5 separate regions of the Mus musculus genome follow, and regions 1, 2, 3 and 4 are each linked to region 5. The links are chromatin loops, found by intact Hi-C in ENCODE. Cell type or tissue: heart. All regions are shown on one strand.

Evidence for each region. Peaks named below come from ENCODE experiments on the same cell type or tissue, not always from the same donor. Only the 100,000 strongest peaks of a DNase experiment are listed, where the experiment ranks them.
Region 1: it touches region 5 in a loop (3-fold over the local background); 2 of 42 quality-filtered maps call a loop at or near these places.
Region 2: a loop joins it to region 5, with 2.3 times the contacts of the local background. A loop is called at or near these places in 3 of 42 quality-filtered maps.
Region 3: a loop joins it to region 5, with 2.4 times the contacts of the local background. A loop is called at or near these places in 2 of 42 quality-filtered maps.
Region 4: a loop joins it to region 5, with 6 times the contacts of the local background. A loop is called at or near these places in 4 of 42 quality-filtered maps.

Annotation. Positions count from the first base shown.
Region 1 is chr6:117,487,202-117,492,201 of GRCm38, forward strand. No RefSeq gene overlaps it. Among named protein-coding and RNA genes, the nearest start is that of 6820426E19Rik, 5.5 kb to the right of the region's middle. In heart, no CTCF peak of the experiment used is centred here; DNase peaks (open chromatin) are centred at 2,760 and 3,050; H3K27me3 peaks cover 656 bases.
Region 2 is chr6:117,344,786-117,349,785 of GRCm38, forward strand. No RefSeq gene overlaps it. Among named protein-coding and RNA genes, the nearest start is that of 6820426E19Rik, 150 kb to the right of the region's middle. In heart, no CTCF peak of the experiment used is centred here; a DNase peak (open chromatin) is centred at 2,806.
Region 3 is chr6:117,580,552-117,585,551 of GRCm38, forward strand. No RefSeq gene overlaps it. Among named protein-coding and RNA genes, the nearest start is that of Gm9946, 23 kb to the left of the region's middle. In heart, no CTCF peak of the experiment used is centred here; a DNase peak (open chromatin) is centred at 2,750.
Region 4 is chr6:117,550,492-117,555,491 of GRCm38, forward strand. No RefSeq gene overlaps it. Among named protein-coding and RNA genes, the nearest start is that of Gm9946, 6.7 kb to the right of the region's middle. In heart, a CTCF peak has its summit at 2,027; a DNase peak (open chromatin) is centred at 2,060; H3K27ac peaks cover 1,122 bases.
Region 5 is chr6:117,435,621-117,440,620 of GRCm38, forward strand. No RefSeq gene overlaps it. Among named protein-coding and RNA genes, the nearest start is that of 6820426E19Rik, 57 kb to the right of the region's middle. In heart, a CTCF peak has its summit at 2,215; a DNase peak (open chromatin) is centred at 2,371.

The DNA of each region.
Region 1 (5,000 bases), 52 kb after region 5:
GGTTGGCTAGGTTTATCGTGTTAGCCATGAATTGCTCCCTGTTGAGTGGAGCTTAAGTCCAATCAAATAGCTGTTGATTACCCCAAGATTAGAGTGTCACTGTTGCACCTTTGTGACTTTCTCATGGGCCTGGTCACTGTTGTTGCTCATAGGCTTTTGCTGGGTAGAACTGTAAAGATGCTTTGATTGCTTGTTGACTTGTGTAGCATCTTTGGATTCCATGAGAGCTAGTCCTCAGAGAGGAGACTTCTAGGTCGGTTCCAGCTTCATTCCTCCAGATCCTGTGTGCAAAGCGTGTGGCATCTTCAGCAATAAGGTCTCACCTTTCATTTCTGGGAAGCCACCAGGGCCATTGGCAATAGCCTGGTTTATCTGCGGAGTCTCTAGAACCCTCCCTAAACAACTGTTCAAGGAGGGGTGTGTGTGTGTGTGTGTGCGCACGCGCGTGTGTCTCGCTATGGGTTTTCAAACATCCTTAGTGTTATCCCCCCCCCACTCTCCTCTCCCTCCCTATTACCCCAACCTGTCCCCTCCTTCCTCCACAGCACCTGTGTCCTGTCCTTCTCTATAGAGTGCCTTCTCCCACCTTCCAGGACAGCTCCTTTCTACTTCCCTGGACCATGTATGTTTTTTCAAGTTATCTTCTTTGGAGCTAGGATCAAATAAACAAACAAACAAAAAACAAAAACAACAAACAACAAAGAAACAAACAAAAAACTAGAGAGCATGCGGCATTGTTTGTTCTTTTGGCACTGGGTTACCTTCTCTGATACAATATTTTCCAGTGACACCCATTTACCTGCAAATTTCATGATTCTCATTGTTTTACAGCCTAATAGAATTCCACCATATATACGTAACACATTTTTACTATCCATCCCTCAACTGAAGAACATCTAGTTAACTCCCTCTGTCTCATGCACTTCCTTCAGTAGAGGTCTTGCTACTTGGCTGCTGGCTACTTGGTGTGGATTTCTTTAGTGGATGCCTCTGCTTTTTTCTCTGGCCTTTGGGATGTTGGGGGTGACTTCAGAGTAGTTTTGATTTGCTGGGCTAGATTTCATCGCACTTCTTCCTGTTCTTTGATGCTTCCCTCACAGAAGGCCACTCAATGGGAACATGTACCCCAAGAGTTTTAAGGATGCCTAGCACGGCTTCCTGTGTGCATTAGCACCCGGTTGGCCTTGTTGTGCTGCAATATGCCTTCCATCCAGATGGCTTGATTTTGCAATGGTCTCTTCCTTTCCAGGGGATGAGTCTTTGGGTCTGTTGGAGACATAGTTTTACTTGACCTCTTCTCTCTCTTAATGCATTCTTTTGTTTGTATCCGTTTAAAGTGTACCATTTATTTAAATACATGCATGATGTTGTGCTGGCAACATAACCAATTTTGCTCCTGGCCTAGTCTCTGGACTCTACTGTTCCACCCTAGTCTCAATAAATTTGACTATTCTAGCTGCAGCAGAGCAATGGGCTGACAGACCTTCTGGGACTGATTTATTCCCAACAGCATAATGCCTTGTTGAACTGTGTATCAGGATTCCTTTGTTTTTAAGAACAAGCATTTATGAACCACCTTTTGGCTTAACTCTTCACGGGTTATAGACTCTTGGGTTGGTCTTACTCTATGGCTGTTGTTAGCAATGCTACTATGAATATGGGTATCAAGTTCTCCTAACATGTTCACTTCTAACTACTTGGGACAAATCCAGTGGAAGTGCTAGATAGTGTGGTGACTCTGTGCTTCATTTTTGTGGAACTGCCATACTGTCCACCTATGATGGTTGCTTCATTTCCATCAGCAAGACATAAGGACTCTGGCTTCATCATATCCTCCTGGTCACATGTCATTTTTGTTCTGTTCTGTCCCCAACCCCCATAGTAACCACCATAATGGGAAGGTATTTGGTCTTCATGACTGGAGTTTTCTTTGGAGCCCCCACTGCCACCCCTCCTTGTCTACAGGCTGCCTTTTGTCCTAAGAAACCTATTTCTGCATCCTGTTATACACCTACCCGCATGCAGAGGATCTGGGATTCCCCATAGATGTTCCGTCAGGACTGCTGAATGACATGTGTCATCTCACTGAAATCTGGCTGGCTGAGTCCAGTGGTTTTCCTTGGGACCTGCTTGCCCTACCATGAGGGGCTCCTTGGCCAAGGTCCCAGCCCCTCCTGGGCCCAGCATGTTTTTGATGGCTCTTTGCACAGACAGCTTGGCCAGGAAAAAGCAATCCAAGTGCATGTACTTCGCTGCTGGGGATATAACATCATGACGGCAGGAGAAATGTTAAAAACCATAAATGAATGAATTGGAAAACAAATGAGTTGGAGAGCACTGGCTAGAGAATCATCCAAAATGATACTTCAAAGTGTATGGTGTAGTGTGTGTGTGTGTGTGTGTGTGTGTGTGTGTGTGTGTGTGTGTGTGTATTCCATATGGCCTGAAGAGTCGAATGCAGAAGTCAATCAATAAGAACAACCTAGGTAAGAAAATGAACATGCATCAACTCCAGCATGAGCATGGGCTTTATAAGACTTTGGCAAAAAAAAAAAAAAATTCTCAGAAGGTTCTCTCTCTGAAGACCCTGGCAATTGTCTAGGAAAGATCCTGATAACCCCTTGAGAAGTTAGGGGGTCCTTCGGGGAAGGTGGAGCATTGCAAGGCTGCCTGGCCCAAAGCTGGAGACCTTTTGGCAAGGCAAACTCCTGTTCCACTAAGGACTGGGACAAAGATCAGGCCCAGAGGAAGGAATCTGAGGTTTGGGTGGGGCTGGGGAACGTATCCTGGGGAACTGATTTGAGTTTAGTAAAAACTAAAAACCAAAACATTAACTCTAAGCAAAAATAAAAATACATAATAAAGCCAGGTCTTGTTTGCAGCAAATGTGACCAGGGTTGGCTGCCATTATCTCCACTACTCTTGCTGAAAAGTGCCAGGGCTCCAAAAGGAAACTGGTCAAGGACATTGTACCACTCAGTACTGGACCAGATGAGGCAGGAAATGGGAGATGGGAGGCCAGAGCATCTCTGGCCCATTACCAGCAGAGACCAAGCAGGTTTCTCTGCACAAATGTCCTCAGAGACTCTGCCCCTGGCCTTTCTCTCACTCTGTGCTCAGGCCCACTTCCTCAGCACCCAGGAAGCTCTGAGTAATCCATAAGGCCGCTGTCCAGGACTGAAGGGTGAGAACTATACTGAATTTAGAACAGAACGTGGTAGAGTGAAGGCAGAAGGGGTCAACTCTGTGTACCAAAAATCACCCAAACCTACTATGTCCAGTAAGCCCAGGGTGCAGGCAGACAGAATTCACATGCAGCTCTGCAGGGACTTCTGGGCTGAAGTGATTCTTTGGAGTTGACTGGCATTGTGCCAGAGCTTTTATACCACATTTCAACCTGTCACTGGGTCAAGGTCACTTTGGGACAGATGCAGTATCTTAAAGGAGGGAGCAGGTCAGACAAGAACAACCAGTTTATGAAGAATCCAAGCACAGTAGTTCTTCCGTGGCCCTGAAGACCACATCCAAAATCTACACACTCTTGGCTGATAAACATGCTTTCCTCACACAACACAAGAGACTTTATAAGTGGTTATCCTGGGCTGCATCAGTGAGGCTGGCAGTGGCCCCCTGAGTGAAAGAGGATGCTGGGGAAGGGCAGAAAGAGATCTGAAGGTCAGACACCTGATGGCCCCCAGAAGTAGAAGAAGGGTCATGCATCAAGGATGCAGGGATTCTCAGGAGCTGGAGAGGATGAGAACATGTCCCCTTGAAACTTCCTAAGGAAGCAACCCCCCTTCCAATGCTCTGACTTCAGCCCATTGAGGCCTGTTTTGGTCCTCTGACCTACCAAACTGAAAGCTAATTGCGTTAAACCACTACATCTGGCTTTCTTAAATTTGTTAAAGCAAACAGAAAAATGCACATTTAATTATTTGCTAGTTTATCCCTTCATTGGACTAGAAAGGACACAGGACAAGCATCCTTCTCCCTACATGTGCTCGCATGTGGGTTTCCACCAGCCCCCAGCACTGGAGAAATCCGTAAGTAGTCCAACATGCATGATTAGCATCAGCTGCTCCGAAGCCTGAAGCCTGCAGTGGGGCTGCTGTTGGGACACGTGGCTGGCGCACAGAGATTGCTTTGTGGGATCCACTGGGTTTGGTGGCAGCTTCACTAATGCCCAGAGTCCCCTTTGGTTGCTAGCTTGACCCCTGACTCACCAGACTCCCTTCTCCAACAGGATGGTCAAACCCCTTGACAGGAGCAGCTTCCGCAAGCTGGAAACAGACAATTCTGTTTCAGGCAAATTGGATCCATTCTATTATTAAAGAGAAAGGGATGCAGGCTCTACCCCAGCAGGAGGCTGTATGATGGGTGGCTACATTCTATTGTTCTGGAGAAAAAGAGACAGGCTCCATCTCATGAGTCTGGATGGCAATTGTCCACTGTGCACTGCAGGTGACTTCTGATATTCCTCTGTTCAGTGACAGATCAAAGGGAATGCTTCATTGCTTATAAATTTTAGACTGGAGGGACAAAGTGAGCTGGATATATACTTTTACAAATGGAGGTGAGAAAGTGGGAATACATGGGGCCTCATCATGAGCTGGCCATTTCACCCAGTGTGCGAGTGCCATTGCTGGGAACCAAAGCCAGTCTCTAACACAAATGGGATGCAGCCTGGTGCCAGCTCCCCATTCTCTGCAAAATGTTTTGTGCTCCTGCAGACTATCACAGAGGCACTTGGGGGCTAAAACCAGGAGAGACTAAAGGCCTAAGAGGAGCTATTTCTTCATTCAGAGCCTGGGCATGTTTTCCTGAGACTGTGATAGGAACTTAGTTGTCATCTCTATTCTTCTCCTGTTGCCTGGAAAGCAGAAAGTGCCTCATTCATCAACCCAAATGCATTCCTTTGGTGATGTCTTTAATGACTGAGCTGAATTTTCCCACAGTTTAGTTTGATGAAGGCACAGAGTGTTACACAGCTTGCTCATGCT
Region 2 (5,000 bases), 91 kb before region 5:
GTGCTTCAGTGGATGACCACACTTCTAAGAATATATGAGCAACACAAACTATACTTGGTGGGTTAAAAGAAGAATACTATTATGAATAAAGCTGCTATGAACATAGTGGAGCACATGTCCTTGGATATGGTGGAGCATCTTTTGGGTATATGCCCAGGAGTGGTATAACTGGGTATTCAGATAGAACTACATCCAATTTCCACTACATCCAATTTCCCGAGAAACCACCAGATTGATTTCTAGAGTGGTTTTACAAGTTTGCAATTTCACCAGCTATGGAGGAGTGTTCTCCTTTCTCCACAGCCTCACCAGCAACATTGTTTGAGTCTTTGATCTTAGCTATTCTGATTGGTGTAAGGTGGAATCTCAGGGTCATTTTGATTTGCATTTCCCTGATGAGTAACGATATTGAACATTTCTTTAAGCACTTTCTGGCCATTCAAGATTCCTCTGTTAAGAATTCTTTGTTTAGTTCTGTACCACATTTTTGATTGGGTTATTTAGTTTTTTGGAGTCCAACTTCTTGAGTTCTTTATATATTTTGCAGATTAGACCTTTGTCAGATGAAGGGTTAGTGAAGATCTTTTCCCAACTTGTGGACTGCAATTTTGTCCTATTGAGTGTCCTTTGCCTTACAGAAACTTTTCAGTTTCATGGGGTCCTATTTATTAGTTCTTGACTTTAAAGCCTGAGCCATTAGTGTTGTGTTCAGAAATTTTTCACCCGTGCCAATGTGTTCAAGGCTGTTTCCCACTTGCTCTTCTATTAGATTTAATGTGCCCAAGGAGAGACAGGACGGAGTTCCAGAGGGCCAGGAGAATGAATGGAAATATGCAGCTGCTGGAGGTGAGAGTTGGGATATTCTCTAGGAAGTCCCAAAGACCCAGAGGCCATGGATGAGGGAGGCTCCCCAGGAGTCAATGAAGGTGACCTTAGCTGAAATGCCAACTGTTGAGGATATGGAACCTAAAGAGATCATCTCCAGTAGCCAGACAGGACCACCGGTGAAGGGATAGGGACACCAACCCACCTACAAAACTGTTGACCCAAAATTGGTCCTGTCTAAAAGAAATGCAAGGACAAAGATGGAGCAGAAGGAATGGCTGACCAGCCTACTTTGAGATTCATCCCATGGGCAGACACCAATCCCTTACACTATTAGTGATGCTATGTTATGCTTGCAGACAGGAGCCTAGCATAGCAGCCTTCTAAGAGGCTTTACCCAGCAGCTGACTGAGACAGATACAGCTACTCACAGACAAACATTGGACAGAGGTCAGGGACTCCTAAGGAAGAGTTAGGATTGAAGACCCACAAGGAGATGGCGACCCCACTGAAAGATCAATAGCGTCAACTAACCTGGACCCCTTGGGGCTCCCAGAGACTGAGCTACCAACCAAAGAGTATTCATTGGCTGGTCTGAGACGCCAGGCACACATGTAGCCGAGGGCTGCCATGAGTGGCCTCAGTGGGAGAGGATGCACCTAATCCTGCAGAGACTTGGTGCACCAGGGTGTTAGGATACCAAGGAGGGGGTGCTCTCTCAGAGGCAAAGGGGAGAGGAGATAGGGGGAGAAACTCTGTGAGGGGAGAGTGGGAGGGAGCAGCATTTGAGATGTAATTAATTATTTAATTAATTAAAGAAACGGTATGCACATTTTGGTGGGTAGGAAAGTGGGGGATAAATATGAGGAGAGGGTGAATGTGATGAAAATATATTGAACAAAAATCTTGAAGAACTAATAAATGAAGAAAAAAGAATTTAGAAGTCTCAACACTAGAAAAAAATGCTTATAAAGATATTGGTACTTGAGCCCAAAAGATGGTCTTCCCTTACAAATATTCAATGTGTATTTGAACAAGTCTCCTGCTACTATTAGATGCAGGATCCTATGAAATTCTACCCATCATTCTGTTCTTCATGTTGCTCAAATATCCTTAGTGATATTTTTTCTTTTCTTTTACTTACTACTGAATTACAGTGTCGGAAAACTAAAATGTTATTCATAATTATTTTAGTTTAATTTGTTGTTATTGTTTCTTTTTTATTCGTGAGTCAAGGTCTGGTCATATAGACTTGGCTGACCTGAAGCTTATAGTCTAACCATCTTGGCCTTCTGAATGCTGGAATTATCAGTGTGTGCCACCATGCCAATTGGAGAACTTGGTCTACTGATGGTAATATCTCATTATAAATGATCAATTCTATTATTATTTTATGCCTATCCTGGGAAAATTGTGAAGAAAACAAGATCCTAAAATCCTCTACTCATGGAAAACTATGTCAAAATTGACTTTTTCAGGTATCTAAGATGCCTAGAACTCAATAAAAAGAGATCTTTCAAAGCATTTTAATTTTCTCTTCCCAATCTTCACTAACTACGGAAACCAGAAGCCACAGATCTGTGGGAAATACAGAAAATGTCATGGAGCTTCTATGATATAACAGATGAGGATGGTTCTGGATGCCCCAAATACCTTGTCATTCCTACCTCACCTATCTGATAGCTCCATGAAACAATTTCATTAAAGAGTTTATTTTTATTTGACCAAATTTAAGACTTTCTCAATGAATAGAATCCTGTCTCCAGGCATTTGTGAAAAAAAAAATCATTTCAATTGTTTAACATCCTGGCTACTTGAACAATAGTTGGGCAAAAGCAAGGCTAGCCAAAATATTTCAAAGGAAAACTTGGAGAATGGGATGCCCATAAGTGGCTTTGAAAAGCTCTGACATATTTCTGGGAATCTGAAGGCTTTGTGTATGGGCTCGGTACACACCCAGGAGAGACCTGAAAAGAACCCAACTTCTCAACTTTGGCTACTGTTGAGAGGAAATCATTAAATGAGGCCCAAGGGACAGTTATCAGGAGCAGGGACACTGAAGACATATCCTAACATAGCTTGACAAGAGTGGAAGCCTTATTTCTTCAAGACATTTAAGGAAATCTGTCTAATCTCCAGCTACCCAAAGGTTAGCTAGATTTTAGTCACTAACAAACAGCAAACAGTATCAACAACAGGAAATTTACAGAATAAGATTCAATCTGATTTACATAGTTGCCATGTCATAATAACTCAAGTTAGCTAAGTTCAGTGGCAGGCCTAATTAGCTTTGCTTGTCAATTTGATCCAGCCTAGAGTCATCTGAAAGGAAAGTCTCAAGTGAGAAATTATATAGATAAGATTGGCCTGTGGGGGATTATCGTAATTGTTATTTGAACTCAATGTGCCCAGTTCACTGTGGGTAGCATCATCCCCTGGGCAGATGTCTTGAGCTATATAAGAATGATAGAGCAAAGTGTGAGCTAGCCAGCAAGTCAGCAAGTGCTGTTCCTCCATGGTTTCCTATTCTTCTGTTCTTGCCCCAGCTTCCCTTGATGATGAACTGTAACCTGTAAGACAATGGTTCTCAACCTGTGGGTCAGAAACCCTTTGGAGGTCACACATCAGATATACTGCATATCATATATTTACATTCTGATTCATAACAGTGGCAGAATTGTAGTCATGAAGTAGCCACAAAATAATTTTATGGTTGGGGTCACCACAACATGTGGAGCTCTATTAAAGGATCACAGCACTGGGAAGGTTGAGAGTCACTGCTGTGAGCCAAGATAAACCTGTCTTTCCTCTAAGTTGCTTTTAGTCAAAATGTTTTTTATCACAGCAGCAGAAGGCAACTGTTACAAAGGCTTTAACTTCATTCATATTTTGTGCCACTATCAACCATCATCTACCAAATTTTCAAGTGTTCTCTTTTTTCCAAACTAAAACTAATTCAACATCTTATTTGTAATTCTCAGCTTCTAAAAATTGATTCAATAAAATATAGCAAAATAAAATGCAAGAGGGATTAAATGATATAATTAAAAGTGTTTTGACACAAAAGAAGATTCTAAAGAAGGAAGAGATGTGTATGCGTCACACCAGTCACCTAGATGCTACCATGAAAGACATATTTTAAGTTCAATAATAACATAAAGCTTGAAAGTAAAGCTTCCGGAACAGTTTTTTTGGGGGGGGTATTCTTTTTTTAATTAGGTATTTTCCTCATTTACATTTCCAATGCTATCCCAAAAGTCCCCCATACCCCTCCCCTACTCCCCTACCCACCCACTCCCACTTTTTGGCCCTGGCGTTCCCCTGTACTGGGGCATATAAAGTTTGCAAGTCCAATGGGCCTCTCTTTCCAGTGATGGCCAACTAGGCCATCTTTTGTTACATATGCAGCTAGAGTCAAGAGCTCCGGGGTACTGGTTAGTTCATAATGTTGTTCCACCTATAGGGTTGCAGATCCCTTTAGCTCCTTGGGTTCTTTCTCTAGCTCCTCCATTGAGGGCCATGTGATCCATCCAATAGCTGACTGTGAGCATCCACTTTTGTGTTTGCTAGGCCCCGGCATAGTCTCACAAGAGACAGCTATATCTGGGTCCTTTCAGCAAAATCTTGCTAGTGTGTGCAATGGTGTCAGAGTTTGGAAGCTGATTATGGGATGGATCCCCAGATATGGCAGTCTCTAGATGGTCCATCCTTTCATCACAGCTCCAAACTTTGTCTCTGTATTGTAAGCTTAGTAACTGAAGAACAACTAGAACATCTGTCTAATAATCTGTTCACCCTAAGACAAAAATTAATAATGAAAAATACTCTATGATAAATGTGATTTATGAAAAATATTCACTATAAAGAAATAAAAACATAAACATTCATGCACCTAACATCATAGCTTTAAAATACTTGAAGAAAACCTATAGGAGCTGAAAGGAGAAATAGATAGTTCAATATAACAACTCACAGGACTAAAGCCTCCCTTTACAGCAACTAGGGCAACAGGGAAAAAGATGACTGCAGAGCACAGTAAGCAACTCAGTCACACCAGACACTGTGCTCATCTATTTCATCCAACAGTGGTAGGATGTACATCTTTCTCAAGTGTACCTGAAAGATAGTAGAATTTACAAGATGCCATAAAAAGCCCTGCTAGCTGCTAATGTATG
Region 3 (5,000 bases), 140 kb after region 5:
GGAAGCCCAATGTAATGGGTCCACTCTAGTATTCTCTTCAGGACAAAGATGGAGGACGCCTAGGGTGCAGAGTACATTCCAGTGGTCTATCTTTCATTGTTGTGAAAAAATATCAGGAAAAAAATCATCTTAAGGTCTGAAAGGTTTATTTGGGTTTCTGGTCTCAGCCTCAGCAGCCCATGAGTCCATTGTTATTAGTCCTATGGTGACATAGAACATCGTGGCAGACACACACGGAAGAAAGCTACTCACCGGAGGCATCCAGGGAGCAGAGAACAAAAACAAAGAAGTATCTGGGGATAAAGACAAAACCTTTCAAAGGTCCCATCTCCAGTGACCTACTTCCTCAACTTGGCTGCACTTCCTAAGAGCCAGTTCCACTATGAGCTCATCACCAGATTTGCCCATTGATGCAGATAGCATCCTCCTTGAATCCAGTCACCTCTCAGGGGTACCACTGCCTGGAGAGCAGGCCTTTAACAGCTAAGTCTCAACGCTGCTACCAAAGCCACCTGGCCTTGGAAGATTTCTGCAAGCCTCTGGCCTGCAACCACTACTTGCTTCTCATCTTTCAAGTCAGGAGGTGAGCTAATTTCTTGGCTGAATCAACTCAACAGAGAGCCAAAATGGTTTGATAGCCATCTAATTTGAAACCAATGTAATAGGCCAATCCAGAAAATTTGGTCCACAATGGAATTCATGACTTGAAATTTGTTTCCACTGTCTCAGAAACCAGGTGTGCAGAACACTTCATGCTGGTGGAGTCGTCTGTATAATAATAGAGTGGGCCCCTTAAAAACTTTAGAATCAGCTGTGCATGACAGACTCTTAGGATATATAAGAGCCCAGCCCCTAGATCCTAACCATGGCTTTGTCCCTGACCCCAACGCTGTTAGTTCTTTTTGTATACCTCCTCCTCTGTGACCAGCCTATGTTTACGCTCATCATCTCCAGGATGTCACAATCAGGATTAAGTTACAATCAGCTCCATTGTCACCCCCTCGATGAGGTCTTTTGACAACGGTGTCTACAGTACATCCTATCCTCTGTCACTGTTCTGTTTCCTCTGGGTGCCTGTCCCAACCTATGGTGACTCACTTGCTTCTTGTTGACACCCTCGGCTCCCCCTCAGCACCTTCATTGCCAAGTTCCAGGGACCCAGGAGGCACCAAGCAGATTCCCAGTCTGGGTGACTTAATGCTAGTTCCTCCCCCCAGATGAAGCATCTGTGGCCCAGGGAGGTCAGTCCCTCACAAACACCACCAGTCAGCACTCCAGCCCAGGCCTGCTCTCCTGCAGCCTCACCCTGGCTCTAAGGTTTAACTCTTTGACAGGTCTCCAAATAGAAGAAATAACCATTCTCTGGAAGATAGTTTTAAAGCCCTTCCCACTTAAGTTGAAAAGCAGGAGCCCAGGGGCAAGCTGGCTATTAAGGAAACAATGGTATCCATGGGCAAGAACTTTTCAGATGTAACATTGCTGGTGTTTATATTGAAGAGGAAAAGAGGGATGCTTAAGTCATCATTGTAAGCTCACTATATGAGACAATTGAAAAAGGACCTCAAAATTAAATGCCCTGCCTTTGTGTTCTTTATCTGGTGGAGAACATGAATATTTGGGCAATATTTGTCTTTAAAAGATAAAGGAGTGATAATTATGAAATTAGCCTTATATTTATATCAAATATAACTTAATAAAATTCCAATTGCATTTTAACTTGTTTACCAGCATGAAGCCTCTTATTGGTCCTCATGTGATATTCTCCAGTAATTTCATATATGGATTTTAAAGAAATGTAATCTGTATGGAAATAAATGTAAATTCTACACCCTAAGAGAAGAGTGTTCCTTATTGGAGGATTGTGAGGAGTATCCTCAGTGATGTCATTATGATATTGGCTGCTGTAACAAAGAAAGTATGGTACCACTAATCTCTCACCATTCTATATATTTGTGTGTTGGTACATGAGTGCTGGAGCATTAGTCAGAGGACAACTTGAGTCAGTCCTCCCTCTTTCTACCACATGGGCTCTAGGCATCAAGCCCAGGTCATTAGACTTGGTTGCTATCAAGCACCTTTGCCCACTAAGCCATCTTGCCAGCCCAGTATCACCAATTTTTTAAAAATTCTGGTAGTATCCTGAGACACGAAATAAATAACAGCCCAGTGCCCTGGTAAGACTCTTTCTACACCTTAGCACCCCACATGAGTAAGGACAGAGATAAAGAGGAGGTGCCTCTCCATCTCAGTGGCTCTGAGCGTTAGAAGAGAGCCGAGAGCAGAGATAGCCTTTGCTACCATTCCTGGACTCTAACCACTGTCCCAAGGAAATGACCTGTGAGAACAAGTCTCGGTACAAAGCTGGCATGGCACAGGCACGGAGAGTTCCCCAATCGCTGCACCCACATAGCGCTGAGCAGCTAGCTATACCACAACCTTCAGTGAGTCTAAATAGGGTCATACCCCATTCTTGCCTCCTCCTGGCCTCTCGCTGATGGAAACCATGATGATCCCACAGGGCCCAGGAGGGAAAAGATAGAGCCACAGGAGCAGAACACCAATTTTGGATAACATGGACCCTGGCATTTACACTGCCCTGGGACACAGGCCTCTTAGAGTGACCATGGATTCCCTTCTCTGGCTCTTAGTCAACCTCAGCTCAGCTCTGAACTCTAAGGCCAGAACACAAAGGAAGTCTACTTGAGTCGGAAGGGTGTGGCCTCGGGGAAGTCAGCAGGTCAACGAGCCTCCAGGGTCCACTATGCCATTGGCAGGCCCCATGCCGTACTGGCCAAGGCACCGCCCTATGTGGTTTTGGAGCACGTCTGCCTCACATAGAAAAGATCGCTTCCTTTGCTCTTGGATTTTCCCCTAGCCTCGGCCCCTGAGAATGAATGCACAATAACAGGTGGAAACTGAACGCTGCTCACGAGAACAACGGTTCTCCACAAGTGCCAAGGGCCACTAACATACTTTAAACCCAAGGGGCTTACCCTCAGACACTCAGACCTGCCACCCTGGGTAAGAGGGCTATAAACTCAAAACAAGTCATGTTGAAACAACATTACTGCTCACAGCCTCGCTGAAGGCAGCCTGTTCTTGGATCCTGTGGACGTGTGTCCATTCATTGAAGTTGGCCTCCTCTGCCTGTCTGTCTGGGTGCTAAGATATCTGTGCATGCTGCATACATGTGAAAACAAAACCTGACTTGTAGGAAATACCTTCTCTCTACCATAATGAAAGCTTCCTCAGAATAACTACAGGTGCTGGGGGTGGGGGGTGTCACCCTTCTCAGTACTTTTGGTTCAGTTTCCAAAAGTGTAAGGTCAAGAATGAAGTTGTCCCAAGCAGCAAAGCTGAATAAAGGTGGCACCTAGACCAGAGCACTTCCTTAGCATTCAGGAAGCCTGAGGTTCAACTCCCTAGCACTACATACACACACACACACACACACACACACACACACACACACACACAAACTAACAAACAAAAATCAAGAACAAATCAACATAAAAATCATAGTATCTGTGGGAGTTAGGCATTCTCCTGAGCCCAGCCCCTGCCCACATGTCATGAAGACCCAGAGAGCTACAACAGTATTGAGGCCAGCGCTCTCCCCAGACCAGTGGAAGTAAAATGGCAGAAGATAGGATTTGAAATCTATACAGACAGCTTGAGTTGACACTCTGAATCAGGCCCCAAAGAGATGCAGCAGCTGAATCTGGGCTGTTCCAAGAGTCTGCTTGCAGTTCTATGTGTGCAAGTGACCAGCCTGCTCCATAGACATATTAGCAACCAACACCTGGTCATGCTTTGATACATACCCATGTCATCTAGAAGATCAGAAAGGCCACGGAGTCCTAGGCCAAGGTCCTGATGAGAGATTTTTATTCCATTTCTGTAGTTTTTCTGATGCCCCCTAGAGATTGACAGCCCATGACCTGCTCCATAAAAATCATAGGTGACTATATAGGCAGATGGAACTAGCCTCATGCAGGTCAGTGAAGTCAATGAGTTCAAAGAAGACATGAAAACTAGCTCAATGGACTTAAAGGGGATAAAAATTAACGCCTGAGCGGTGGCCAAGAAAACACAAATATACAGCTGACATAAATGAGGAAGATGACTCAAGATGTGAAAACTGTACTCAGTAAAGAGAACTAGTGAAGAGCACGTGAGATGAAATGAAGATGGAACTAAAAAAGAACCTCAATTACCCAATTAGAAAACTCAAGGGGCTCCAATACGGCAGACAAAGTAGAGGGATAGGACCACTCAAGCAAAGAATATGGAAAAAGTTACTGAAAGAGACATGCAAGAAGTGTGGGACATCATCGCATGATCAAATCTTTGAATTAAAGGCATAGCTAAAGGAGAAGAATCCTAGATCAATGACACAGACCAGATCTTCAATGTGGTCCTAGAAGAAAATTCCCCTAAATTAAGGTAAAATATCCATACAAATACAAGACAGACAGTAGACCAACTAGGCATGTCCAGAAAAGAAACTCCCCATGGCATATTATAGTGAAAACATTAAATATACAGAACAAAGAGGGGACACAGAAAGCAAAAAAAGAGAAAACAAAATTCCACACATAAAGGAAAATTCATCAGAACAACTATTTCTCAGTGGGATCTTTTAAGTCTGGAAGAGCCCGCAGCAATGCACCCCAAGTTTAAGAAAGAACCAGAGATTGAAACCTAAACCGCTTAACTCAGCAAAACTATCTGTCACAGTTGCAGGATACAGAAAAACTTTCCCCGGCCAGGAAAGACGCAACAAACCAAAATCTTCTGCGGCAAAACTTTATTGCTTACATCTTTGGGAGCCAGGAGGGCAAGCGCCCAGCGCCCAGCCCCAAAAACGAAAGCCCCTTCAATAATGAAACCGAAACCCCTTCCCTCTTTAGGAGAGTTATATTTCCTAGGACGCATCACTCCCTGATTGGCTGCAGCCCATGGCCGAGCTGACGTTCACGGGAAAGGTAGAGTACAAG
Region 4 (5,000 bases), 110 kb after region 5:
AATCCGTTTCACACTGGGTTTCCACTATCTACATCTAGTACGGGGTTTAGCCTAGCTTCTCACTGAGAAACAAGCAGAGACTACACAGCTCTGCAAGTCTCCCCAGCCTAAGCCCTAGAAGTGCTAACACGATTCCATTGCCACCCCCAAAACAAGTGCCGTGGGGCCTCCAAATCTGGAGCTGAGAGCACACATCCGCAAGGCTGATGCTCTGGGCGTGGACCATGGATCCTGCACACCTGTCCAGGTGTCAGGTCCCAAGAGGCCGGCCTCAGCACAGAAGACGGGAGCCGACAGACTGGAGCCGGAAAATGCCCTCATCACCTCAGCAAGATTCAGTCCCTAGAAAGACTCCCAGGCTGAAGGTTGAAAGTTTCCCACCTAGGATCGTGTCGTGATTCAGAGGAAGCGGTTTTTGTGTTTCTGAAAGAGGACTGAACAGATCAGGCCCTTCCCTGAGTTCTGTGGGAGGGACTTATCTATTTGCCACTCACGGTACCAGAAACGCCTCATCCATGGGCCAGGACATGTTTCCCAATGGCCCAGGGCATGTCTCACAACGGCCCAGGGAGGGTCTAGCAATGAATGGCCCAGGGCTGGTCTAGCAGTGGCACAGGGCTTACTACCCTGGACTGGAGGGAGCCGGATCAACTTCTGCTGGCGCTGCTCCAGGGAGCCCGCCCTGGCCCTTCCTGACCATCAGTCACTTTGCTTCAGCCACACCATGTTCTTGCATGCTGCCTCTACTGGACACGGGTCTCCCATACATACTTTTCTCATGGAATGTATGTGTGGACTTGAACTTTAGACTCTTCCACACATACATTCCATACTCTTGGAAGCAGCGCCTTTTCCCCTTTACTCAGTTTACCATGTTGAAGTTTATGTCCACTCCTGACTCTGTCATTTCACATATAGCTTCATATTTTAAGTGGCCCTGCAGCCACTGTAGGACCTTTTGCCCCCATGCTTCCTGGTTGAAGTCAATCGATGACAGATAAATATGCCAGTGGTTCCAGTCAACCTTTTGATTAACATATGATAGACTGTAAGTTCAACAACAGAGCTCCATGGACATCCACTAGACACAATCTTAACTGAGAAAGCCCGCACTTGGCCTTCTTACATCAATTGTCTTCTGGATAGCTGTAGGTAAACCAAAAATCCAGTAAGCAGGTCAGAGCCTTCAGTGTTTCAGAGCACTCAACCCACCAGCTTCGACCTTCATTTGAGTGTTTTTATCCACCGTGTTGGAGTCCCTGCTTTCTCATCCTTAGGCTTCCAACTCACTGCCCAGGCTAGCCCTCATTGGTGAGCTGCCCAGGCTAGCCCTCACTGATGAGCTGAAGTGTGGCACCAGCACTCGGCTCAGCCTGTGAGCCCAGATCCCTAGAGCCTTGGCCTGTCACCAGAAGGTACAGCTTCCAGAAGCAGCCATCTTTGTTATTATTATTGGGTTTTTTCTTTTCAGCTTGCTATAAGGTGCACACCATGTCTTACAGATTTCATCTGGAAATTTTTTGAAAAAAAATCTGTCTCTCTCTCTCTCTCTCTCTCTCTCTCTCTCTCTTGTGTGTGTGGGGGGGTGAGAGGGTGTAAGGGTGTGTTTGGGGGTTGGGGGCATGATGTGAGTGTGTGTGTGTGTGAGTGTGTGTGTGTGGTATGGGTGGTGTGTATGTGAGTGTGTGCATGCATGCTCGCCTATAGGCACATACCTATAGGCACACACAGGGGCCAGGCCAGGGCATTGGATGTCCCACTCTATTACTTTCTGCCTTATTCTTTCAGGCAGCATCTCTCTGTGAACCCAGAGCTCATATTAATTAGATATTCTGGCCACCAGCAATCCCATGCTGTGTATGTGTGGTTAAATGTGTGAAGCCAGAGAAAGGCTTGAATTCCCTCACAAACCCGGGCTCCTCCCATCCTTCTTTTCATGGCTAATTTAGTTAAGTGTTTAAACAATGTAAACCTGGCAGCTCCCGTCTATTGAAGCTGAGATGGAGCACAGCTGCCGCCCAGCCCCAGCCCTGCAGTGCAGCCTGGGCTGCAGCACCCATCAGCTTTCCTGAAATAGCAAGGCTTGCTTCCTTCCAGGCTTCCCCTGGAATAACCCGGGGAGGAGGCTGCGTTTCCTCTGCCCAGGCCACTCTATTCATTACCACTCAGGGAGTCCATATTTGGAGAAAAAAGTTTCACTGCTGTGTGGAATGAAATCATATGGTTGCAAATAGCCAATATGAATTTAAATCAAACAGAGCTAACAATGAGATTGTGTGCATATGTCAATCCAGACAAGCCTCTCCAGGGGAGAGGCAGGGCAGAGGTGAAGGTCACTCTCAATAGCAGGTGACAAGTGGGGCTCGAACAACTGCAGGTACCTTTGGTCCTCAGTCTTCCTGGTCAGACTCAACTAAGTAGATGAGGACAGGCCAGCTCCCTTAAGACACAGTCCCAGTAATTGTCAAGATGCTACATGGGCAGCTTACAAAGCAGTCTATCTTTACATTTTCCACGTATCAAAAAGGGGCTGGGGACCACATCGTGCAGGTCACATTTTGAGTGCACCTCACTCCTGAAATCATATTCTAAGCTTGCTGCTAAGCCAAGTCGATTTTTATTTCATAGGTGTGCACCCCATACGTTGCATTAAAAAAAAAAGCACTCTAGAAAAAGCTAAATCTAATTGACAACACACTGCATGTTGGGTGTTTACGTTCCCTTGAGCTAGCTCCTTTGTGGCTGTGAGACATCACTTTGCAAAGGTCTCACTGCTGAGTACCAGCACCTGCCTAGATGACAAGGGTGTGTTTGCAAGACTGTTTAGGACTTACAATGAAGATCCCTTCGTCTAAACAGGGGCCTTTGAGAGTGGCACACACACACACACACACACACACACACACACACACACACACACCATGGCAGCAGCATTCAGAAACACATCCACATGCCTGGAACCCAAGAGGGAGTGAGAATCTATGGAAACCAATGCTCTGCTCAAACTGGAGACGCTACTTATTGGCGACACTAACTCCATTTGATTGCATCAGTGCTGGGGAACCCCATGGCTACGGAAGAACGGGTGTATAGGGGTTGAGTTGCACTCGTGACTAGTCCCCGGCTTCTCTGCTTCTCTTTTGAGTGCATGCTGACAGCCTCATATCGTGTGACATGCTCATCACAGACTCCATTAATATCCTATGACAATAGCCCTCACCCAAGGACCTTGCAAAAGCACTGGCTGGTCTTTGTGAGCCAAAGCTGGGCACTGGTGGGAGTGTAGTTACTCGGGGGAATTCATGTCCTGAGGACATGGCTCCGTGAGGATGTGGCTCCGTGAGGATGTGGCTCCATGAGGATGTAGAGAAGCTGTGTATTCCCCATCCGGGCTATACAAGTGGCTGATGCTGTTTGAACCTACTATTTCTGTCCACCTGATCTGTCACCCTCACTATAGTATCAGTCCTTTCTCATGTTTTCTAAACTCTGATTAACTACACTCAATTCTTTATACTCACCAGTGAAGAATGCAAAGTTACAGTGCCATTGGTGATCCTTTTGTTAGCTAAATAAATTAACATGGTTACTATATTGACTAAGTCAACCATGAGTCCCATTCTGTCCCCTGTTCAGGGCCCGGCTGTTGCTCTCCTAGTATTTGAATTCACCCACTGTATCTTTTCCTATTGCCTTATCTTAGTATTTTTGGATTGACTAGGCACACTAATGCAATTATTAGATTTTTTTAACCTAATATAAATTCTCTGATTCAAGATGAAAATTCATCATAATCATTTTCGTAACAGGATTCATATACTTGGTTTTATTTCTGCTATTTTATTTTCCTTTCTAATAGACCTTTTCATATGCCAGGTTTTTTTTTCATTCTGACTTTTCCTTTGTGATTTTGAAAATTATATCTACTTTTTTTATTCTTTTATTAATGATGCTTAATGGATATGCATTCAAATCCATTTCATCTAATTCTTATTATCAAAATAAAGTGATGTCAATTGACCGTTTTCTCTAAATTATAAAGAATATTCTGTGCTGCCTTGTTCTCTGGCCACTTAATCCTCAGTTTTTGCTGGTGGTGGTATTTGAAGTACAGTTATTATTATTAATTTAATGATTTTAAAGCATGAGATCAGTTTCAAAAATTTAGGCATTTTATTATGTTTTAATATAATATTGAGAATTAATTTTGTTTCATGACTTTTTGTTTCGTTTTGGGGGAAGGAGTTGTTTGTTTTTCATTAGACCATGAATCCGCCACTCTTGAGTTTGGTGTTTTGATGCCTCACTCAATTGGCTTATCTAACTCAAGTAAGGCTAGTTTTTCCAGGCACTCATGTAGGGTATATAGTTTTGAGAGTACGTATACAAACGTCTACTGCCTGCTGCAATGTAGCCAAAAGACACCCGTGCAGGTGCTGGAGTAAGACTCATTTTCATTTTCAACAGCAGCTTTTGTAGAGTAACATACCCCCAGATTTGCCTGGACACCTCCCCTTTAACCTGGCCTGAGTACCTTCCCTTTAACTGGCCTAAACATCTCTCCTTTAGCCTGGTGGCCTCATATGACCTACAGTTCTTTGCTTCATCTTGATTCTGCAGAGACTGATTGGTTAATGTCAGCTTTCTGTTTCAAAGGCAAAGTTGGAGTCAAATGTCATCTGCTTTGCTCCTCATTGAATTTGGGGTTTTTTGTTTGTTTGCTTGCTTGCTTGCTTGGTTTGGTTTGTGTATTAGTCAGGGTTTCTATTCCTGCACAAACATCATGACCAAGAAGCAAGTTGGGGAGGAAAGGGTTTATTCAGCTTACAATTCCATACTGCTGTTCAACACCAAAGAAAGTCAGGACTGGAATTCAAACAGGTTAGGAAGCAGGAGCTGATGCAGAGGCCATGGAGGGATGTTCTTTACTGGCTTGCTTCCCCTGGCTTGCTCAGCCTGCTCTCTTATAGAACCAAGAGTACCAGCCCAGAGATGGCACC
Region 5 (5,000 bases):
AGATTGAGAACTGTGGTATTTTCTACAGCTCTCAGTAAAGCAGGGTCTGGCTAAGCCAAATTTAACACCTACACAGACACACACACACACACACACACACACACACACACACACACACACCTCTGTTATTTAAATTATGGCTAAAGAAAAGACATAACATAAGACCATCCTACCACATTTGAGAGTTCAGTTCACTCACATGTTAAATAATGTCTAAAGTGTTTTTCATCTGTCCCCATGGAACAGTCACTCCCACACCACCACCCTACAGCTCCTGTTGCCTCCCCCTTCTGGCTCTGATTTTGAGGATGCTAGGTATGTCACAGGTTCTTTGGGGCCAGCTTAGGTCACTGGATATAGTGTCCTTCAGTCTCACCCATGTCATATGAATCGAATCCTCCTTTTCTGCAGGAGGAAACAGAGACTCATATGCACCTGGGGAGTCCCCCTCCCCCATTGCCAGACCCCTACTCCCTTCTAGCATCCTCACCTTCAAACTGGAAAGAAACATGACTGTATTCTTTTGGATGGCTCACTGGGGGATTTTTATACTGGCCCTATGCTTATTAAAGTGGGATTTTTACTACAGAACTATTGAAAATGAAAGCTTAGAGAAGTAACTATTTCCCCCTTGAATGTTAGAAGGCCAATCTGCTTTAAAGGAAACCATTAGGGGTGGGTCAGCTAGTGGACCACTTAGAGACTATGAATGGTCTAGGTTCATGCTCTCCATCCCCTTGGATAAGGAAAGTGGTTATTCAGATAGTGTGGAGCCCCAGGGCCTGAGAGTCACACATCAGCATCTGGACATGCCTCTAAAACAAGTTCCTGTGCTCTTCTAGTTGTTAAAGCCACAGGATAGAAGTTTGCAGAAGAAATGTGTCTTCTTCTGAAGTCCCTCTATTGTTCATCCAGCCAAGTGGGCCCAGATAGAGCCGGCTGCAAGTAATGATGATTGGAAGTAGAGGATGAGGGACAGGTGCAGGTAGGGGGATGGGTGCAGGTAGGGGAATGGGTACAAGTGAGGAACACTAAAGGGGAGGATGGGTGCAGGTGGAGGGATGGTTATAAGTAGAGGATAGCTTCAAGAGGGGTGTGCCTGAAGACGGAGTGACTGCAAGTAGAACAGGTATGGATTAGGAATAGCTGAAGATGGGGTGGCCCTGGGGTGCTCAAGCAAGTATCCTCATATCCATGCATATGTCCTTGCTCCCCACTTTTCTGATTCAGGAAGCCCTTGGATTTTTTATGTGCTGAGGTGGTGAAACCTCCCTGACACACTCATGATCACTGTGACATGCCCCTGAGCTGTTTGTGAAGAATAACATTACAAAGGGCTGAACACCATAGGCAAGCCAAGGGAGGAAGGATCGTTCAACTCCAACATCTCTGGACTTCCTATGATCTGTCTAGCCACCCTTGGATCTCCAGGCATCGCAGTTTTCAAAGCAGGGTGTTGATGGTCCAGCCTAGCTTGGCCACAGGTCTGCCTCATCCCCATCACTCCCTCTCAAGGAGGTGAGCCTGCTCCAAGGGCCTGATCATCCACCTTGGGTTTAAGTTACCAAGACGTAGGAGAGGACTAAGAACTTGGGGGACAGAGGCAAGAAAAAAACCTCTCTTAAATGTGACACTTCTCAAGAGGGGAAGCTAGCCTTAGGGTCCACTGGGAAGCCACCCAGGAGTGATCTGGAAGGGTGGACCTGTCAGTCAATGCAAATCCCTCTCCACTGACCAGGCTGGGCCTCCCTACTCCCCTTAACTAAACCTACAATTTTAATGGAGCTAAAATTACAACCCCCAAAATGTCCACCACCAAAATTTAGGCTGTTGCTTTAAAATATTTTTTCCTAGAGAGATGAGTCTAGTTAAAGGTGTACTTCATACATTACCTAAGGGGAAGTTTAAAGGTCTCTCCAGTTCTTAGCAAAGTGCTATGTGAACAACAGGACATGTAATGACCTATTGCCTGTGTCTAGGGACGCATCACCCTTGGCCTTATGCAGTCAGTCAGCATTTCTGAGGAAACCTGACCCTCGTTGTGGTCAGTCCCATCTCCTTCCCACACTGGAATTTTATTAGGCAAAGTTGCAGAGTCTTTTTCTACAATTGTTTTCTTGATAAACACCCCGTGTACAGCATGTGGACTTTCTGTAGTTTCATTGCACCAGAGTTTGCTCCTGAGAAAACACTGCTATAGGGGGAGCCCAAAAAACGAAGCTGGAAATAACTGGGGAGTGAATCAGGAGCTGGTGTGACTCTTACTCCTTGAATTCCAGGAAAGTGGGGATGTGGCACAGCCCTGTGTGGAGCAGGCGCCTGGCAGCCCGCCCAGCACACAATGGGCCTGTGATAGCATCATTGGCTCCCTTGGAGAGAGGACAATGGAAGCCAACAGCCACGCAGGCCCCAAGTCGGAGCCATCACAGTCAACAGGACAGGCGCAGGCACCCACTCCCTCACCCGGAACAAGGATTCAAAATAGGACCTGGCCAGGAGGCCCAAAAAGCAGGCCCCAGTTTTGTCAGAAGACTTGCCAAATGAGCACCAAAGCAACTGGGCTGTCCTCTGCAGAAGTGATCCTGGGCCCTGGGAGAAAGCCATAGCTAGGAGCAGCAAGGAACTCTGGGAAGAAACCGAGACCTGGAGGCTGGGGCTTTGTCTCTGCTTCTGCTTCTTCTGCTTCTTACTCAGTGCATCATGAGACAGGAGTTGGGAAGGGTGGGGATGCTATATCCACTTCCCTCTCCTGACTGGGTGAGCAAACCCTAAGCCTATGTGCAGTGGTGAGAACATGAAGACTGTGAGTACTTTGATGATAGCCGTGGATGGATAAGGTGTTGCATGAAGGGACCCACAGGCTCCAACAAGCTGGGGTTTCCTGATGCTAAGTCCTCCTTGGGAGGTCAGGCAAACTCAGCCATGATGTGTAACATGTGCCTCATGTTCTCCTGGACAACATAGTCTTCAAGGCAGGGCCAAACTCATCCATGCCATGTTTTGAATAGCACACATTTGCATAAAGGCCCAGTGGTGTTCCAGGGTGATCCTGGGGTGTGTAGAGCTGGATCTGAGCATTGATAGGCCCAGAGGATGAGACTAAGAGCCAAGGTGGGGCTGCCAGGAGAGGCTCTATAGGAGCAGTGCCATGTGGGTGAGCACTATGGGACTATCAGCGTATGGGGTACAGAATGACTTGATTTTCCAAAATCCTCATAAACTGACTTGGGCTTTGTCCTGTATTTTTATGGATCTAACAAGCTTAAGGACAGCATATTGGGAGATCAGCTTATTGCTAGGACTAGAATTCCAGGTAGTTAGAGGCTTGCCTGCCATGGGCCATGAGAGCAAGAATGGGGTAAACAGATGGTAGGTTGTATAACCTGACAGATAATGTCTTACCACCTCCGCATATCAGTTTTCTTAGGTTTTCAAATATAATCAATGTATATCCCTACGTCGGCCCCAAATGGCATAAGTATGTTGCCACATGAGGTCTGTGAACTTGGACCTGCAGGGCATTGAACTGGACAGACTCATAATACTGAAGATGGCCCTGTGTTTTACTCCAAAGGATACTGGAGCTCAGAACTGTTAGGCATTTTAGCTGTTTCTAAGCCAGACCAGCCCCATCTTTTTGCAGAATAAACAGAGAGTTTAGAGCGTGTATCTTCAGGTGTCAGAGGCTCTCTGTGATGGTAGACAACAGCTCTATACCCTCAAGCCATAGTTCAGTACAACTAACAGGATAGAGGGTCCTGTGTGCTCCAACCTGATAGTCATTAAATTCCAGGCATAAAGTACATGATACCTATTTTACATATACATTATCTAAGGTTCAAAAATCACGATAAATTGAAAAGCTTATAGCTGGTTACAAAAGTTTATATATGAGTCAATTCTATTTCCTTGACCAATGAGCCTATGTTTATGCCTTTATAAAAATACTGTGACTCTGTAGTACAGCTTGATCTGGGATGGTGACATCTCCCAACAGTTGTTCTTGTTGTTGCTGTTGTTGTTGTTGCTGTTGTTGTTGTGGATTGTTTCAGCTATAATGGGTCTCTGGTATTTCCAAATGAAACTTAAGATTTTTGTTTTCAGTTTCTGTGAAGAAATGCATTGAAATTTTCATAAGGACTGCATTGAATCTGTAGATTTCTTTTATTAGGACAGCCATTTTTACAAAATTAACCCTACCGATCCATGAGCATGGGAGATCTTAATTTCTTTGTCTTGTGTCTTACATTTTTTATTGTACTTTTTTGGTACAATACTTCTTTGGTTTTATTTATTCCCAGACAGACAGACAGACAGACAGACAGACATATAGTAGGTTAATGTGAATGGTATAACTTTCTTAATGTCTTTCTTATTGTCTATCATCTATATATAGGAAGGCTACTGAATTTAAACGTCATAATTCTTCACTGTATAAATGTATTAGTTTGGACATGACATCAAAATTGTCCAAGAAGACAGCATATCAGCACACCCATTGACTTGGCTTGTAGCAGTTCATTAAGGCGGCTAGAATCTACTGATCAGTATTTGACTTTTCCCATGAAATTGAATAGTTCCTATGATCTGAGGCTTGCACCTTTACTCTCCATTCCTGTCACTTCTCGTGTAACATACGTTGCCTCTCCACCTCTCAGTATTCTGCCCACTTATCAGGACATAGGAGACAAATGTCTGCTTTCAGGCAGGGGCAGTCCAAGCTCTTGCTGGCTTTACTGTGCCAATGTTGGCTTAGTTCTCAGCCAAGAGGCTCTGCCTTTCATTACTGAAGTCTTCTTTATGTTTTAGTTTGGATAGTCCTTTTTCCAGGTCACTGACAGCTATTCTAACTCACACAACCTTATATTAAGCCTACCTATTAAACTTTTCATTTTAGATATAGTAATTTTTAGCTCTAAAAAATCTAGTTGCCTCTAGTTCTAGCTCATGATATTTCCAGTTTCCCTGCTCCTGGTAAGTCTCCTGATGTGTGGTCCTTC